Regions from separate parts of the Mus musculus genome. Here regions 1 and 3 are each linked to region 2. Evidence: chromatin contacts called from ENCODE Hi-C data. All regions are on one chromosome and are shown on one strand. Each heading gives the region's core, a stretch centred on a gene start or an enhancer-like site at or near the end of the contact. The rest is flanking DNA. Distances are from core to core; before and after follow the strand shown. Region 1 holds the start of Dpep1 (dipeptidase 1). Region 2 holds the start of N4bp1 (NEDD4 binding protein 1). Region 3 holds the start of Sult5a1 (sulfotransferase family 5A, member 1).

Region 1 (2,802 bases), core at 6-2,505, about 36 Mb after region 2:
CACTGTGTGAGGAGACTGAGCCTCCAGGCAGAACCTGACAACCCCTAAATGAGCTAAGGATTCGGGAGTCATCTGGGGACCCTGCGTGTAGCCAGAGTTAGCAGGGATCTCAAAGCTACGCAAATGTGTGATGTACCCATTTGCTGGGTCGTTATCCTGAGCCCTCAGCTCCCCCAGGACACAGGCCTTGCTAGCCACGCCTCCCTAGTCCTGGTCCACCCTTGGACCCACAAGAGTATGGTCTCCTAATAGTGGCAGCCTGCACTGGGTGGCTAAGGGAGAGTTAATTGGCTCCAAGGGGAGAATTAGGGTATGGTTTGTCCCTGTCTGTCTGTCCTTGTCTGTCTGGCCCTGTCTGTCTGTGTCCCACTCTCTCACCTATAGATTGGCCCCCCAGTCTGGCTCTCCGGCTTTTTCACTGTCTTTGTCCTCTCCTAAAACCTGGGATCTCAATGTCTATGACATCACTGGCTAAATAGGTTGTCGTCGTCCATACACAGGATGACTGAAGCTCTGAGAGGGAGCAGTCCACACACAGTTACACAGCCAGGCCTAAGGGTGGGCCAGAGCAGGGGCAGAGGGCCCTGTGTGCTCCTTCCTATTGTGCCCTTCCCTGACGACCGACCTGGCCTTTCCTTCTGTCTTACCACCGGGACCACCCTGCTGTCTGCTTCCACAGAATCTTAAAGCCACAGAGAAGCCCTGCCTCCCGCTTACAGAGAGGCACCAGACCCTCCCACAGTTTCGAAAGGCCTGTTGTTCTGCCAGAGAACATTCCAATCTGAGGTTGCTGTTGTTTCTCCTTATGGTGAGGATGGAGAGAGATCAACCCTCCTTGTTGGAACAATGGATCCAAGGGCTCCCAGGGGTGGGCCTAACAGTGCTGGCTCATTCCTGGGTTGGGGAACTGGCTGTCCCAACTGGGAAGCACGGGTCATTTTCACTTCAGTAATGAGGGGAGTGATAAGGGGACCGGTCAGAAGACGGAGGAAAATATGTGACTCCAGATCCCAAGGCCACCTCAGGATATTGAGCTCAGCAGAATAAACTCAAGAGTGTGTACATACTTTGAGACCACAGCCCAAACTCCTCTTGTGGCTCCCTAACTCTGTTAGCCTGGTAAATGTTAACTCATTCGACCTCTGCGCTGGAGAGCTCAGGTTACTGGCTATGGCCCCAAAGGCCTATCATTCCCCAGACGGCTGACCCAGAGACCCGGACCCCACCGGATGCTCTGCGTTACTGAGGGCTTGCGTGCCTTTCGGAGACGAGGAACAGCTGACATGTGTGATACATTAGTCCTGTCTGCTCTCCTTGGCACTCTGTGGAGCCCCGGGGAGTTTCCCTTTTAAAGAGGTGGCCCTTCAAAGCTGGAGGACTCAGGAGCAGGCTGTCCCGTCTCTCTGGGTGTCAGCCACAGGACTGAAGCCACATTGGCACCCCTGACCCGCGTGTGCTCGTGGTGAGTGTTGGGGTGCTGGGAAGTAGCAGTGGGTGGAGGCCAAGCCGTAATGAGGGACAGAAAGCCCTTTCCACTCCTGGGTAGAAAAGATCCTGAGAGCAGAGGAAACTTACGGATAGACCGCAAACAGGACCTCAATGTGGAGGATGTCGTCGTCGAGCAACACCTTGAAGGGAGAGGCTCTGTGAGGCGAGGGTGTTCAGATGATAGACACGGAGGGGCAGGCAGAAAAAAAGTGTTCCCTCTGGATGCCCAGTCTGGTGTGGGGGAGGGTGAAGATGAAGCTAAAAGCGGGACCCTGTTTTAATGCAGGCAGGGCATTGAAAGCTGGGGTGATAAATGAGAAAGATGACCCTGTGGGGTAGAAAACTAGGAGCTATGTGGGACTCATAGGCAGGGTGAGGGGAGATATGAAGAAGTCACACCTGGGGATGGACTGGAGGTGTCAGAAGGAAGAACTACTCTTCAGGTGGCCTGCAACGTCATATGGCACAGCCCCTGAGGAGCTAGGCTTTGGGGACAGAGGTCAGGGTGAAGGTTTGGCTGTTGGTCCTGAAAATCTAGAGGTCTGAGGGATCTCTGTGCAGATGTCAGCCTGGTATACAGTTGGGAGACAGACTGGTCTGCTGAGCCACTGGTGACCCAGTGACGTCCCCCTGGGGAAAAGGCATACGGATAGATGATGGGCAAGCTACTGCTCCATATAGCCTCGCCAGAAGCCCTCGCTGGGGGCTCTAGTTTCGAGACCCCACAAGTAGTCATATGAAACTGAAGGCAGCATTGTAGACACCCAAGAAGGCATAGAACTGGGTGGTACCCGAGTGGCTGGGCGCATCCACCCCCGGGCCACCGGTAAGTGTGGCAGGGGCCATATGGAGAGTGTATGTCCTGACAGATGATAGGCCTATGTGGACACATGTGTCTACAGTTGTCTGGGCATCTGAGTATCTGCTTAATATGTGTGGAAAAGTCCACATATGGATTCCAAAGCACATCCATGTGTTTGGAGCTCTTTGTTTGGGAATGCCCAAGTGTTTCTGTCCGTGGTGACCAGCGTGAGCATGTGGGACCCGGGCAGGTCCGTGTCTGCGTGGATCCCTCTGTACAGAGAGTCACGTTCAGATGTGGATATGTATGCTCATACATGTCTACATGTATGTACATGTCTACTGAAGATGGTGTTTATGAGGGAGTACCTGTGTAACATGTAGTGTGTAACGTGTAGATTTACAGGCATACATGTGGAGTATGTTCTTACTGTTCGGGGATGCCACCCAACCAGTGTGTTGAGATGTCCCTGTGTTTGGACATGCGCTGTGACTTGTGATTATGGAGGGCAT
Region 2 (2,892 bases), core at 362-2,861:
TTCCAGAGATCCTGAGTTCAATTCCCAGCACCCATATGGTGGCTCACAACCATCTATAAAGGCATCTGACAACTTCATCTGGTGTGTCTGAAGACAGCTACAGTGTACTCACATACATAAATAAATAAATCTTTAAAAAAACAAAAACAAAACATCGCCCATGTGGTTTCTAGAAACAAATTCTGGTGCCTGATAGGTGGAAGAGTTTGGGAAAAGGTGGGTAGAAGATGTTCAGGAAGCTCCAAACAGGGGGCTTTAAGACATTGGTGACTTCAAACCAAGAGGGGCAGAGAGGGGCATTCTCCTAAGTTCCCAGATCTGACCCTCGAAACACCAAAGAGGAAACAATACCTTATTCCTCAACTTCCTACTCCTCCCCGGGAGCTTAAGATGCTATACAATACACCTTCAGCCTTCTCCCACCCACGGCTTGGAGGACTCTCTTGCATAGAAGCAATTAAATTGCCCGTTCTCCTGGCAACCTGTCGACTAACCTGGCTATTTCACTGACTCAATGAGATTTTAGAGGCATAAGCGCCTCCGCGGTCAAATTTTGCTGTTTTCTGACAAGGGGGAGGGGCTGATGGCGGTGCTGAATCTGAAATACTGATTATACACAAGGTGAGTCACCGCTTAGTTTCAGTTTCTCCAGTTGTTCATTTAATAGAAGGAACAAGCCCTATCAAAACGTATTCGCCGGATTTTTAAAGCCTGCGTATTCCTTTTGTGGTACTCGGCGGAATGTCAGAAGTGTAACAACCATCATTTAATCGTAGAACACCAACACTACAGGAATAATATTTTTAACGCAGCTACCAAATATTCTACCTCTGAAGCGTCTGGTCATTACATGCGTTCCCTTCCTGATTTCCTAGAGGTTCAGGCCTAAGATTCCCAAAGGGTTTAGAAGCCCTGGAGTGGCGGCCTGGAGGGTGAAGACCAACCAGGAGCATCGAGCCTTGCGCACATCCAAGGGACCAGCGGACGGAGGGAGCGCGAGCCCGCTCAGCGCGCGTGCTCCGGGGCCTGATGGCTCTGCGTTCTGCGCACTTCGCGAGGGACCAGTCAGGGAGATGCTTTCGCAGCGCCCTTTACAAACAGGGACCCCGAGGCTCCCAGGACGGACCCGCTCCGAGCGCCCCGCGCGCGGCCCGTGCGAGCCAGGCCGGACTCACCTTGGCGCTGTGCACCGCCTCCTGCGCGCCGCGGAGTTGCAGCCAGATACGCGCGGGCAGCGGCTCCTCCGCCCCGAGGGCGCCGAGCACGGCCAAGCCCACCCCGAACAGAGCCTCGATGCGCCCGCGGCTCCGCTCCAGCAGCGCCGCCTTCTCCGCGGGCGCCGTGAACTCATCCAGCACCACCCGGGCCGCCATGGCGGGCGCGGCCTCCCGGGGCGCCGGGGGCCAGCGGCGGCGACGCCCCCTCAGCGTGCCGCCGCTGCACCGAGCCGCTCAGGAGGCGTGGGCCGTGCCGGCCTCCTCGCCCGCCCGCAGGCCCCGCTACACCATCACGACACGGCCGCCGCAGCTTAGCAACTGCGGGCAGAGACTCCCCGCCACCCCGCTGCCCCGCTGCCCCGCTGCCCCGCCACGGCCGCCGCCGCCGCCGCCACAGCCGCCACGCATGCGCTCAGCCCGCCGCCGTTGTGGAAACTCGCCGCCCCGTCGCGAAGGGTGCGTTGGTAGGCTGAGGGCAACGGAAGTCGACGCCACACGCTGTCACCATGTTGACCGTGGGCAAGCGTCGGCAGGCGAGGCCTGGGCGGCCATATTTGATAAGGGCCTGATGCCTTTGGGCATCTAGTAGAAGGATTTTACATTGATAGGCAAATGGTGATTCTTTTCCTTCTTTTTACTTCCTTCCTTTCCCCTTTTTACTTACTTCAGAAAAAAAAGAAAAATCGTAACAGGAAAAGAAAATGGGACAACCAGTAAAGAATTAAAAGGCCAAATTGCTGGTCTAGTGTCAATTACTGTCATCCCACTGGGGTGGGAGAATGAGGTAGGCAGATAGTCATTTGCTGAAGGCAAGCCTGAGCTACATAATTCCAAACCAGTTTGAGCTATAAAGTGAAACCTTGTCTCAAAAACCAAACAAGAGCTGTTTCGGTGGAGTGCTTATTGGGTATCATAAGGACTGGGAGTTTGATTTGGCTATCATCACTCCAGGAAAGAGAACAGATCTTCAACCCCAGCTCCAGCTGAGACCTGAGGGCTTGCTGGCTTGCAGCTTAGCTAACAAAAGGCAAAAGGGGAGCCACAGATCCAGGGAGAAACTCAATCTTAAAGGAGTAGATGACATTGTAGAGGAGATCACCCAAAGGCCCCTCTGGCCTCTGCTTAGAGAGAGAGGTGCTTACCATCACACACTTATGCCCATACATTCCACACAAGTATATGCATAACTCTAAAATAAATCTATTTTTTAAAAAGTTGGGCATGGTGTCATAAGCCTAAAATTGTGGTAGCACTTAGATAGTTGAGACCAGAGTCAATCAAACAAAAAACCAAATACCTTCTTCTAATGGCGTGGCCAAGTGAGCAGTTTCTTTACTGTACCTCTGGCATACAGGAAAGGGGAAAGGCAATTTCAGTAGAGTTATGTGTGTTATGTGAGGGGCAAAAATAATAGGGATCATACTGTGGGACTAGGGCAAATAAACCAAACCCTTCTTCTGGCCTGTGTTTCTGTTAAGTCAAAGGCATCACTTGATTCCAATGCTTCCCAGATGTAAGCTTTCTTCTTCTTTTTAATTATTTATTCACTTTATGTATATGAGTACACTGTAGCTGTCTTTGGACACACCAGAAGAGGGCATTGAATCCCACTACAGATGGTTGTGAGCCACCGTGTGGTTGCTGGGAGTTGAACTCAGGACCTCTGGAAGAGCAG
Region 3 (2,735 bases), core at 150-2,649, about 36 Mb after region 2:
CCCTGAGCACACTGGAGGAGAGTAGACCAGGCAGTCTTATGGGATTAGGGAGTTCCTGTGCCCCACATAAACATACTTCACTGGGGTGATGTACACCATTCACCCCAGCATGATTCAGGACAAGGAAAAGCTTTGTCCCCCAAGGACCACCCGCCTAAGAATAAAGCCAGATTCTCAGCACACACCCCATTTCACCCCCCCCCCCCCAGCATTCCTCCCATGGCCTCAGAAACACGTTCAAGCAAGTGCAGAGAGATTACAAGAAGTCTGTGTGAACCTGACCAAGGTACAGGGGGAGAGGGGGGCTGCTTGTACCCAGGATACCCTGTGCTTCTGAGGCTATTAGAAAGAGGAACAACCAGCCAAGGAGGCTAGTGAGGGGCTTCATACAGCTGGTACTGACTCAAGCCAGAAAGGCAGCCCTACAGCTTATACCAGTCACAGGTGACAGAGAGGGCCCGGGTGTCTACAGTGCCGAGAAGGGGACTGAGGCACTATGGGTGGCAGGAAGCCCTGGTGTTGGATTGTCCAGGCTCCTTGTCCCAGTCTGTCTCTCACCTGACTTGGGAAATGTTACCAAGAGGATGTCTGTGTCCTGGAACTGGAAGGAGCAAGCCGCTTTCAGGGACTCTGGGGTGTGTATGAATCCTGGGAAGCGGACGCCATCGAAGATTTCAGTGGTGTTCATGCGCTCAGTCATGCTGGTGCTGTGCGGAACAGGGCTGGAGGTGAGGAAGTCTGTTACCGAGGGCCCAAGCTCTTTCCAGTAGATACAGGCCAGTCTGCCATTCCATCATGAAAGTGTTGAGATAGGTCCACACCCAGTGGCTACTGTTATTGCTCTCAGGCATCATTGCAGGACCATCTTAGAACCTTGGACAGACTTGTCTGTCGTCTGGCCCAAGAAAGGTCCCAACCCCATCAGAGGATATAGACCTCTGTGCTATGGCCTTGGAATGACAGTGGCATCTGTCTGGCCTTGAGAGTGTGGCTGGTTGCTTGCAGAATTCTGCCCTAGCCACCAGCTCTTGGCCATCTGTATGCAGGGCTACACCTCGAAAGTGTGTGGTTGTGATGGATCATGAACATCCTTGCGGACTTGAGAGCTGCTTGTCTCGGCCCCAAAGCATAGTGGGATCGGTATCTAAAGGCCCCATCTAGAGAGCAAGCAGCTCCCACCCACAGCCCCCCTCCAGTCTTGCTCTACAGCTGCCCAGACTGGGCTGACAGGAATGTTTCTACTGAATCCTGGAGCAGCCTCCGACAGAAGCCCCACCTCCCCTGTTTCCTCGGGATCCCCTACTTACCACAAAGTCCTTCTTCCAGTGGTACCTGGCTGTGCGCACGCAGCCCAGACCTAGGAAATGTGGCTCAGGCTCTACTTGGGCACCTCCAAAGAGGCTCCACCCTAGCGTTGCAGGGCCCTGGGGCAGAAGACTGCAGGGTGCCCCGCCCCCAACCAGACCCATTTGGGGGAGGGGCTGGGAAGAGCGCCCCCATAGGCAAGCAATAAGCGGATAATCTTCGGGACAAAACCTATTTTTCAAGCAGACTAAGGTGCTCAAAAAATAAGTTTAACAGTGTCTGGGAATGACACAATTTTCCTGTTTCAACAATGCTCCCCTGTGGAGCACTGGCCAGGAAGGGCCAGGAAGGGGCCAGGAAGGGGCCAGGAAGAGGCAGTGCACCGTCCCTTTCTTGTATTCTGACAACAGAAGGCAGCTTTCTCTACCACCCTAGGACCCACCATGCAGTTTATATAATTTTGACATTTGTGGTAAGATACAGTACAAAGCAACCAGCTCTGACAGAGTACATCCGTGAAGACTTTTCCATCTCCCGCCACCTCCAGCTGCCAACCACCAGATTCCCTTGTCTCATGTTCTCATTAGGCAGCTGCCAGCCAGCATGAAAATGTCTCTCTGCCTACAGGGCCACTTACAACCAGAGTCCAGGGGATTTGTATACAACACAACAAAACTTCTTCCATTTGCTTAGGAGATTTGTGTTCTTCTGTTTGGTTGGTTTGGGCTTCTGGTTTGTTTTTGATCCATTCTGCTGCAGGGGAGTACCCAAGGGTCCTCATCCTCTTTGTCTTATAGGTAGGAAACGGTGTGTGTATCAACACACACCCACAGAGCACACACTGACCCGGTGTCTGTTTGTCCTTGGCTGTCCTTTAAAGTGTAACTCTGGTCCTGATTCCTCTTCTCAGACCTTGCCCGGGAGAAATCAGCACACGCAACCCACAGAGACTACAGCCAAGTTCTCCAAAGGCTCAGCTAAATTGATTTCACTAATTCACACACCATGTGACTACCACAGTCACGACTGGGACATATAAAACAGTTCAGGCCTCCTTCTTACCATAAACCCGTGTCCTCCCCCGATAAGTTACTCAAGCCTGTCATCACCTCTTGTTTCCCTTGTTGTTGAAGGCCACACGATGCACAGCCTTGTGTCTGGGTTTGTTCCCTGCTCCTTGTGTTGCTTACGACATTCATCCATGTCATTGTGTGTATGGACAGTTCTTCCACGCGGCTGTGTTGTGTTGAATAGGTAAGTGTTCACCTGCTCACCGTATGTTTACGGACATCAGGGCTGTTTCTAGTTGTGATAGATTTCTTTTTTGTTTGTTTGTTTTTTTGTTTTTTGAAGACAGGGTTTCTCTGTATAGTCCTACAGGCTGTCCTGGAACTCACTTTGTAGACCAGGCTGTCCTCGAACTCAGAAAT

What was found. Hi-C counts contacts between places; a loop is a spot of excess contacts on that map.
Region 1: a loop to region 2 is called in a map of T-helper 17 cell, with 62 times the contacts of the local background. The contact joins the promoter of Dpep1 here to the promoter of N4bp1 in region 2. A Hi-C loop is called at or near these places in 2 of 37 maps with a recorded cell type or tissue (T-helper 1 cell and T-helper 17 cell).
Region 3: a loop to region 2 is called in a map of T-helper 17 cell, with 67 times the contacts of the local background. The contact joins the promoter of Sult5a1 here to the promoter of N4bp1 in region 2. A Hi-C loop is called at or near these places in 3 of 37 maps with a recorded cell type or tissue (T-helper 1 cell, T-helper 17 cell and regulatory T cell).

What each region holds. Positions count from the first base shown.
Region 1 is chr8:123,184,980-123,187,781 of GRCm38, forward strand. Dpep1 (dipeptidase 1) reads left to right here and starts at 1,256. Exons shown (of 11, transcript NM_007876.2): 1 at 1,256-1,462.
Region 2 is chr8:86,883,647-86,886,538 of GRCm38, forward strand. N4bp1 (NEDD4 binding protein 1) reads right to left here and starts at 1,612. Exons shown (of 7, transcript NM_030563.2): 1 at 1,176-1,612. The coding sequence starts at 1,373.
Region 3 is chr8:123,156,881-123,159,615 of GRCm38, forward strand. Sult5a1 (sulfotransferase family 5A, member 1) reads right to left here and starts at 1,400. Exons shown (of 7, transcript NM_020564.3): 1 at 1,308-1,400; 2 at 559-707. The coding sequence starts at 700.